2 separate regions of the Homo sapiens genome follow, and region 2 is linked to region 1. A link is a loop called in an ENCODE intact Hi-C map of the cell type or tissue named here. Cell type or tissue: natural killer cell. All regions are shown on one strand.

What was found. Hi-C counts contacts between places; a loop is a spot of excess contacts. Peaks named below come from ENCODE experiments on the same cell type or tissue, not always from the same donor. Only the 100,000 strongest peaks of a DNase experiment are listed, where the experiment ranks them.
Region 2: it touches region 1 in a loop (4-fold over the local background); 2 of 110 quality-filtered maps call a loop at or near these places.

The regions. Positions count from the first base shown.
Region 1 is chr15:39,622,383-39,627,382 of GRCh38, forward strand. All of the region lies in intron 10 of FSIP1 (fibrous sheath interacting protein 1), which reads right to left. Among named protein-coding and RNA genes, the nearest start is that of THBS1-IT1, 39 kb to the left of the region's middle. RefSeq lists an enhancer at 1,394-1,483. In natural killer cell, no CTCF peak of the experiment used is centred here; DNase peaks (open chromatin) are centred at 1,389 and 2,609; H3K4me3 peaks cover 432 bases; H3K27ac peaks cover 5,000 bases.
Region 2 is chr15:38,574,561-38,579,560 of GRCh38, forward strand. No RefSeq gene overlaps it. Among named protein-coding and RNA genes, the nearest start is that of RASGRP1, 12 kb to the left of the region's middle. In natural killer cell, no CTCF peak of the experiment used is centred here; DNase peaks (open chromatin) are centred at 2,481 and 4,231; H3K27ac peaks cover 2,093 bases.

The DNA of each region.
Region 1 (5,000 bases):
TCTTCTTTCTCGTTTCAGCCAATACACACACATTTCATAGTAAAAGAGTAAATCTATTGGATTTTTCATCAGGAAAAGAATAGAATACACATGCAGTTTTAGTTCTGCTGCATCTTGCATCTGGTTGGCACACTAGGTTATGTCTTACAGAATAATAATAAATAGGTAGCATTCACTAAGCAGACTAGACTCTGCTCTAGGCATAATACATGTATTGATTCCTTTAATTTTGCAATAAACCTATTAGGTAGAAACTATTGTTATTTCCACTTTGCAGATGAAGAAACTGAAGCACTAAGAAATGAAGTAACCTCTCCAAGGTCATATAGCTTCTAAACCGTGGACTTGAAATTTGAATCCAGGTAGTCTGGGTCCAGAACCTAAGTGTCTAGCCACATGGCTACACTGCCACTCGCTGTAAATGAGTTCTCCCTCTACCACCCTCCAAGTGTCCTTTTCCCAACTGCTGCTCATTTTTCTGTCCATTCTATCAGATACAGAAACTCTCCCCGCAGAACAGTTTACTTAACTTGGGACTTTATTGCCCAGATTGGCTTTTGTGTGTACGTTTTATGCAAATGTACACAGTGTATGTTTTATGCAAACATATATAGTGCCCTCTCTTTTAGCTCATTAAAAAAAAAAACCCAGCCACAGCTCCATTCCCAGGATACCCACTGTTTACACATCTCCACCCAGATAAATGCCAGTTTGATGTAGAAGCTAAATTTGATGAGGAATGCAACTTGTAATTGCTGGAGATGGAACACAGACTGTGGATTACCTCACTCTCATCCCTGCCCCACCTCCTATGCTATATATCCGGAGTTTCTCCAGCCATAAAAATCTCCAGTTAATTGGGCAATGGATTTCTTGACAAGGCAATCAAGATTATGTCCCTGGTGCAGATAATCAGAAAGTCTACCCATTATAAACCAGCAGAAGCAATCTTGTCCTTTGATGTAAGCTTACTTCGGGTGTTTTTTATTTCCCCCAAACAGCACTCCTAAAGACCCACCCTATGAAACCAATACCATTATCACAAGTGAGAAAAGGGTGGAAAGCTAGAATGTTCTAAATGATTAACAAGGAGAATATGGATGTACACAGATTTTAATGACACCTAGTTCTACTTCCAAATAAGCAACTAAAAAACATTCCACCGTTTGCTTAATGACGAAGATATAAGTTTATAGCTCTCTATTGCAACCACTACTGGCAACACCTCCGTAGTAGTCTATTTTAGTCAAGGTTTTTTGGCTATAAGGAACAGAAACCCTTATGTCAAAAAAAGAGGTGGTAGGGTTGAGGTTTGCTGTAAGATCAAAGAAGTCATTTCATGGACAACGACAAGCAGGAAATAAGAGTATAGACTGGCCTTTCAGAGTCTAGAGCTGAGAAACCACCAGGCACCAGTCATGTGCCCCATCTGTCTTTCTGGGTCCATGTCATCTCTTCACTCACTGCCTGCCTGATGCATCCTCTTCTCTGCAAACCAGCTTTCTCTGCTTATTGATGGTTTCTGCTTTCTCACAACCTCAGCTTGCCTATGTAGCATGAACTGACTCTGTAAGAGTATCACACCCACCAACAACTGACTATGTCCTTTAGCTCTCTATATTCTTTTGCTTAAATTTTCAAGCAAGATAACCTGGTTGGTCACTGGCCAGGTTGATGGACTGCCTGTGTCAGGTTCAAGTGTCCACCACTGGTCCAAACATCTGAACTGAGGGTCACATGGTAGAAACACAACCATCCAAGCCCAAGGTTTTGGCAGGGCTGTGGGTAAGGTGATTTCCCAAACAAGAAGGTATCAACAGAACAGGGATTCAAAAATATCATATTTTTGAACTATAATTACTATGAAGTACGTAACCATCAGAAGGAACCTGCCACTTAATTTAGTTCTATAGTCAACTACAAGATTAATGATGGAAGTGTTTCCAAACTTCACTGATCTCATTAAATCTGGGTACTCACTGAAGAGTTATTTGAGATATAAATGTAGAACTAGTTGTCAGAAAATACCTACCTGTGCATAGAAAAATAAAGGCACTCCAGTTAGGCTACAGAACAGCACTATCGAGTCTGAATGCTCACAATAGGCTCACATCACTTGCTATAGCTCTTTTGGATTAAACACATCTAAAAATCAAGGGGGAAAAATAATTGGTGTTCATTTTAATGTCTGTATCAATGGCGCTAAGGATTCATAGGAGAAAAGGGCTTGTTCTTCCTTCCTCTCCTAGCTCCTTCCCTCCCTTTTCCATTCTCCCACCTTCCTCTCTTACACTGAGGCTACCCCAATCATATAAAGGCAAGTCCGGCAGGTAGACTGCTCTTAAGAAGCCAAACCAAGGACAAAGGGTCCTGGGGGCCAGGGACAATCTGGCATATTTTTCACCAGAATAGTCAGAGGCTGTCTGGCCAGAAGAGAATCTGAACTCTAGTCAAAAAGGAAGCAAATATCATTGCCAGAGAAACTATGTAAACCACCATCAAGAGTGAGGGTTGAGGCAAGGCTGTAAACAGGAAAGTGAGTCAGCTCCCAGGTCAGCAGCCAGGAGGCTCAGTGGACAGAATAATACTGAGTGTGAAGTAGGTCACGGCAAACAGCTCTGAAGCGAGGTCATGAACGTTGTGGTGGTGTGGGAAGCCCTTTTTATGTGGGGCCTGGCATGGCAAAGTCACCGTGCAGAATCAGACCCCACCCATGCCTAGGCTACCCATCTTCCCCAAACAGCCGGGTGAGGCAGGGCTTGCCTTATGGGTTTGCCTGGTGAGAGGCTGCTGTGGCCCTGGGCATTCTGTGATGGCTCGTCTCCCGTGGCCCAGGTGCCCGGGCTGGCTCCATGGCTTCAAGGATCCAAGCTTTCTGTTTCTATGTACCAGAATGAGAGAGGTGGGCTGCCAGCGGGACCCCAGTGTGTAAGTTAGGGATGAGCATGGATCGAGGGAGCTAGAAGCAGGAGGTAGGATTCTCAAGTCCTACTATTTGAAAAAGGGCTAGAAACATGGCTTGCCGGGGACATAAGCAGAAAAGTGTGGAGGTGCTCGGCAGGAGAGCCAGACTGTGCTTTCTAACAGGGTGACTTTGCTTTCTAACAGGGTGACTGGTGAAAATGGACTCTTATGTTTTCATTTTGTGGGACAATTACCATTTGAGGATTGCCAACAGTAGCTGTTTTCTAGCAGTAGAGACAGCAAGTCCACTTGGATCAGATGCCCTTTGTTCTGAGCAAGTCGCCGGAATGGCCCTGTTATCACATGTCTATCACTTCCTTTCCCGAAACAAGTCTGGGGCCCAGCTCTACAGCTGGAGGGGGCCTGGCACCTCTGCCCCAAACTCCCAGCTAAAAAAGCCTGGCCAGGAGATGAGGTGCACAGATTTGCATAAAGAGCCTAAAAAGGGGCCCCTGATTGAGTAGTTCTCATGCTCCGAGGGAACTGGAACCTACTCCACCCCCTACTCCGGGAAGTAGATCCAGTTTGTTACTTTAGAGCAGCTAGCTCCCACTGCTTGGCAAGACTGTTTATTGGCTATTATTAGTTATGAGTATCATTTGCATGGGTGAAGGCCTTCTGTACTCTCAGTTTGATGATGCCTATTTTTACTGTGTAGAGATAAGTTGGGTCAAGGAAGGTTGTGATGGGGTCAGTAGTCAAGGAGGCCATTAGCTATTTAAATACCTTAACCTCCAATGGATCCAGATTAAACCTCACCCTCTTGCAGGAAATCAGCTGATAGATGAGTCACATTGGAGAAATCTGGTATAAATGAAACCTAAAGAACTTATGTATGCCCACAGGAGTCTCTAGAACTTTAAATACTTTGCTTGATATCATCTAAACTTCACAATTGAAGAGAAGGTATCCTCAGAACTCTGTCTCTGGGATCTTCAACATGTGTCTTCTGTGTTGAGCTGGCCTGAAGATGGAGGTGCTGTGTCTGTAAAGGATCTTCCCAAACAGGGGTTCATTTAAGGCCAGGTCAGGGGAGTGTATCCAAAACCCTCCACCTTGTACTGGTGCTGAAAGAAGGTGGAGATGTGGCATGGCCTGGAAGGTAGTACCTGGCCTTGCACAGTCTGCCCGTAGGTCAGCGATATGGTTTGGCTCTGTGTCCCCACCCAAATCTTATCTCAAATTGTAATCCTCATGTGCTGAGGGAGGGATCTAGTGGGAGGTGATTGGAACACAGGGGTGGTTTCCCCCATGCTGTTCTTGTGATAGTGAGAAAGTTCTCACAAGATCTGATGGTTTTAAAAGTGACAGTTTCCCCCGTGTGCTCTCTCTCTTGCCTGCTGCCATGTAAGATGTGCCTCTGCCTTCCGCCATGATCCTAAGTTTCCTAAGGCCTCCCCAGCCATTCGGAACTGGGAGTCAATTAAACCTCTTTTCTTTATAAATTACGTAGTATTTTTACAGCAGTGTGAAAATGGATGAATACAGTTAGACAAGGCTTCAGGTACCAGGACTTCTGCTTTCCAGAGACATGAGCCCTTAATACTTGATCAGTGCCACGATCACCAGCAGCTCCTCTGCCTCTTATTGTGAGAAGCATCTCACTAGTGTAGCACTATCTGGACCCTTCCCCCCTCACCCCAATCACAGAGAACACTCAGCTAGGCCCCACCCATATAAGAGAGACCCCTCAAAAAGATGCTCAACCCTGGGAACTGGAAAAGAAAACTGAGTATTTCCTTACATGCCCAAGAAGTTTCCCAGCAGCATACACAAGTCAAACGGCCAGGCTGCACTGACATTACACTGCTCAACGTGACTGGATTCAGATTACCCATCATCCAGACCTGTGCACTTGCCTGCTGCCGGGCTGAGCACTTGCCTGCTGCCAGGCTGAGCAGATCTAACATGGCCTGTGCTGCTCTCACAGGTGTAGACCTGGATGTCACTTCTGATGCCACTGCCATGGCCCCTCAAGTCACCCATGGGTACAGCAAGCCCCTCTTGGCTCCTTCCCAGGATTTCTTGTCTATTGC
Region 2 (5,000 bases), 1.0 Mb before region 1:
CTCCTTTTCTCTGATTCTTCTTTCATGTTGCTTCTTTCATGTACATGGTCACATAATTCTTTTGCTTCTAAACTGCCTAGGAGTCTCCAATTGCCTACAGAATAAAGTGCAAACTTTTTAACATCATGTACCTGCATGACTGGATCTTACCTCTCCAGCCATGCCCTCCCAAGCACCTGACCTCTTAGAGTGCACCTTGGTCACTTATAGAAATTGATGTTCACTGCACCCTTTGTAGCCCCAGTACTTTTGCTTGTGTGCTTCCTTCTGCTGCCCATCTATTTTCACCAGGTAAGCACACACAAAGGGAGCTACACCACACACATCGGAACCAGTGGCTCACCCTAGAAGGCATATGCAGGGCTGCCTCCAGGTGCAGAGGGGTGCACACCCACCTATCTGCATCTGCTTCATGATTGGTTGTGCTTGGAGAACCTATTGACTACCGTGGTCTCCGGTCCATTGCCTAGCACTGATTCATCCATTTAAGATATATTTCCTGGATGCCTTGAGAATCTGGTAGAGAACCATACAGGCAGGATCCTTGTTCACATGAGCTCACATGTCTAGAGGACAGTAGCCAAGTCAACAAATAAATAAATATGCCATGGTTTCACACCCTGATTTCCAGGAGCTGCTACCCCTAATCTCTTGGGGCCACCATGAGATGCCCTAGTTGAAGCCTCCACATGGACCTGTGAGGACAAAACCACTGCGATAAGGAGCACACAGCTCCAGAGAGTGAAGAGACAGGGAGAGGGAAAAGGAGGGAGGGGATATGGTACCATCCTCTACTGTCCTGATGAGTGCTGCTCCTGCTTCTGATGGGGAGAGTTGGCCTCAATGTTTTTGGCTGTCCCATTCAGCAGTAGATTAAATATGATAAATCCCCACTGCTGCTCACCTTAGTCCAAGCCTGTGAGGAACTGCCCACATGAGAAGTGGCTCCTTGTGCCCCTGTGCCCTTTTGGACGGGGCTGGTGGTTAGACTTCTGCTTCGTGCTTGGTCCTGGGCATATTCTGGAATGGGCAGTGCATCCCTCTGGGGTTCTGTCTGTCCCACAGGTCTGCTGCTCTGGAGAGTGCTCCGTCTCCCTGAGGCACCCCCAGGATTCTTCAAAGGAAATTTTATAAATGTCATGCAAATTGTATTTTAAACCACATCATCACAAATTAGGCCCTAAATATAATAATCCATTTTGTTTTCAGCTGCTGTGAAGGGTGCTGCCTGTCTCTTCAAAGGCCCTTTCCAGAGCCCCCCAAAGTCTTTTATATGGATCACAAAACCCACATTTTCAGTCAGATTGGCCTAAATAGTCTCTCTAAATATGATCAAATTTCATGTTGGTGTTTTTTTAAGGATGCTAACACAACAAACAAATTGAAATACATGTTGTCTCATGGCTTTTACTCCTGGTAAGAGGAGAGTTCTTGAAAGGGTTTGCGCAGAGGAGGGATGGAATCTGACTTCTGTTTTAATGGGGTCACTCAGGCTAATGAGCAGCAGGGATGGAAGGTTCTTGGTACAGGTGACCTCCATAATGTTAAGCTGTAAGGGTCTGGCAGGTCTGTGGCTTTCAAACTACTTCAAACATTGCTTCACAGTAAGGGAGCCATTTTATACTCTGTTACCATCAGGTGTACATTTATGCTACGTGTAAAACTGAAACACAAGATACACGAACAACATTTACCCTTACTACATGTGCTTCATTCTCATCCTTCACATTTGTTTCTTTTTCTATTATGACTTTAAAAAATACGCTGGTCAGAACCCACTAAATCCATCCATTACTGGGTTGGGATCACAGTTTACAAAATACAGATCTCTGTCTATCTCCCATGATAACAACAGATCTTGATGATTACTTCTGGAAAAGGGAACTCAGTGGCTCTGAGTCAGGGGACTCTTACTTTTCATTGTCCCTCCTTTTGAAACTTTTATTTTGTATTATTTGCATGTACCTATTCAATAAATAAATGCTATTTTGACTCATTCTGGCATAGAACTTATTGCTTTCTGATTATGGCCTGAATAGGTTTACAAAAACAGAGAGTGAGGCCAGCAAAGGTAAGTTGCAGGAGCAAAGGTAATTTGCTGGTGAATCTACTTTGTTCAACTTCATCAAACAATATCTTTTTTTTTGCAAATGTTTGGGTGGCAGAATGGCATGGTGGTTAAATGTGTGACCTTTGGAGTTAGATTGAGTTGAACTCTCAGCCCTAATGCTTCTTAGTAATGTGACTCTAAGCAGTCAATAACTTTTCTAAGCCTGTTTGTAAAATTGGGTACAAACAACACCTACCTAATAGAACTTTGCGATGATTATATGCCATGACCTACAGCTTGCATGCAGAGGCACTGAAGACACATTAGGGTTTTGAGTGCTTCTTCTGTGCCAGGCTGTGGGCCTACAACAGTGAATGTTTCGGTTACCTAATAAGTGCTACACCATGACATCCAAGGGGCACCTACCCAATATCTTGGCTGATGAAGTGCTAACCTCTCAGAGGAAATGAGGCCTAGGCTAACAAGTAGAGTGAGATAAATAGTGAGCTGAACACAAGTGAGGCAAAAGAGGAGGAGGTGTTTTAGAGAAGAGGAATATGCAGAGGTAAGGAAGAGTAGAACGCTTTGCTGAACTACAACACTCAGGAGCTTATTCTCTGATTCTGTCTCCTCCCCACCTGCCAAGGTGTAAGTAAAGTTTCAAGTCTGACTTAATCTTTTTGCCTTCACAGAGTCCGAGAGGTTTCACACCTTGAAGAGTCCCCCGTGAGTTACTTAAATCCCTCGCTCCACTTTGGATGTGATTAAATTAACACCACTGCCAAGTTTGCCTTTGGGTGCTTGAGATGAAGGCTGCTGAGAAGAAGGCTGAGTTAATTAAAATTCAGCACTGGGCCTCTTTCAAAAGCCTGGCATTGCAATCCGAAGAGCAATAATTTAAATGCTAAAACCAGTTTCGTAATGCAACCACTATTTTTAAGACTCCTATTGTATACCCAGCACCTTACTGCATTAACGCTACTTAATAATTTAACACCTACGAAGATACAAGGGTAAAAGCTGGAAAAAAGCGTTCATAGAAAGATTCAAATTGCCAGGACCAGCCAAAGGATGTGGTTTTCTGAGTACAAAACTGTTTAATTTAATATGCATTTTTAAAATTACTGTGATAAGCGTAGTATTGAAATGAAAACTCCTGAGTATTAATAGATAAACTTGCATGTGAGCAGTGGAGAAAATCATTGCAAATCAATGTGGGTGGGTGTTTCTCAAACTGCGATCATCTGCAGATGCATCCTTAAAGGCTGCAAAATTTTTTTTCTCCCTCAAAAGGGGTCATACTTTACCCATATTTAAGGTGTCCTAAAGTAGTCCACTTCATACACAGATTACAAGCATTTTGCTTCTTGATTTTCAGTTTTCCCACTACCTCTCTGCCAAAGCACAATCTTCCTCATCCCACACAGGGCTTAAGCATATTTTTTTCAGCTTGATTCTTTGTCATGAGAATAAGGAGTGAAACTCTCATAGGGAGAAAGCCGTCTCCCCATACTTCCCATGGAAGTATAACATGGGATAAAATAATTTATCTTCTATGTTCATCTCTTTTGTGCTCTCTGGCTTTGGAATTGGGAAGTGAGATTGTCTCAGTTCAACCCCGAGGATAACCATGTTCTCTGTGAATATAGAGTTTGTATTTCACAAGTCATCAAGTCTCACACAGGAGAACATCATGAAAATTAGAAATGCATTGATTGAAAAACAAAGCTGAAAGCTTACATTTGCTGCAAGTATGGATCAAGATTGGTCTGCATCTGTCTAATTTGCAACTGATTCACACTTTTGGTCAAAATAATCTCTCAGTACACAGCCTAAGGATAGCCGAAATTTACTGTAAAACACTGCTTTTTTTGTATTTTTTTTCTGCATCTTGCATCAAATGGAAAATACTTGACTCTTAACAAAGTGTGCAGCTGGAGAAGTCTGCATTATGGCTTCACAAGTGTGGCTGAGATTTAACTCTTGACTAGGTAGTCAGCCACATATTCAGCTTTATCGATCTTAAATAATCAGTGAAAAGCATTGCCATATATTACAATAAATGTAATCAGTGCACACTTATGTGTGATTTTCAAGTGCCCTAAAAGTCAGGCTTTGCCTCCAGCGGAGGGCTACCTCATGCTGGATCTTAATTTGGCCCAGGCAGGTACAATCCTACTGTAGTGTCAGTTGCTTTGACGTCAATAGTTTGTGTTTGGACTGGGGGTGTGAAGAAATCTGGGTTAGATTTATGATGTATGTGTGAAATAAACAAGTTATATATAATCAATGTTGGTGGTGGTTTAAAAAAAAGTCCTTTTTAAAAATCAAAGTCACTGTGACTTTTGCCCTGTACCAGCCAGAGGAAGTAAATGGCTAGAGTAGGGGGTGAGGGTGGCAGGTAGAGGTGGGAGGTGGGCGAGTTTGCTTCAGGCCTTCTATGATGACCTCTCCAAACTCAGCAGGAGTGGCAGAGCCACATTTTTACATGCATGCACCCCTTCTTCCATAAAAATATATTTAACAATATATTTTGGCCAGGCAGTGGTTCATACCTGTAATCCCAGCACTTTGGGAGGCTGAGGTGGGAGGACTGCTTGAGCCCAGGAGTTCAAGACCAGCCTGAGCAACATGGCAAAACTCCATCTCTACAATAAATTAAAAAAAAAAAATTAGCTGGGCATTTTTGGTGCACGCCTATGGTCCCAGCTACTCAGGAGACTAAGATGGGAGAATCATCTGATCTTGGGAAGTCAAGGCTGCAGTGAGCTGAAATCAAGCCACTGCACTTCAGCCTGGGTGACAGAGCAAGAGCCTATCTCAAAAAAAAAAAAAAAAAAAAAAAAGAAAAGAAAAAAAGAAAAAAACTCCTAATACATATTGTGATTGTGTTGGCATAAGGATGACTATAACCCAGACTGGATTCATTATTATGTATCCATTGTCATAT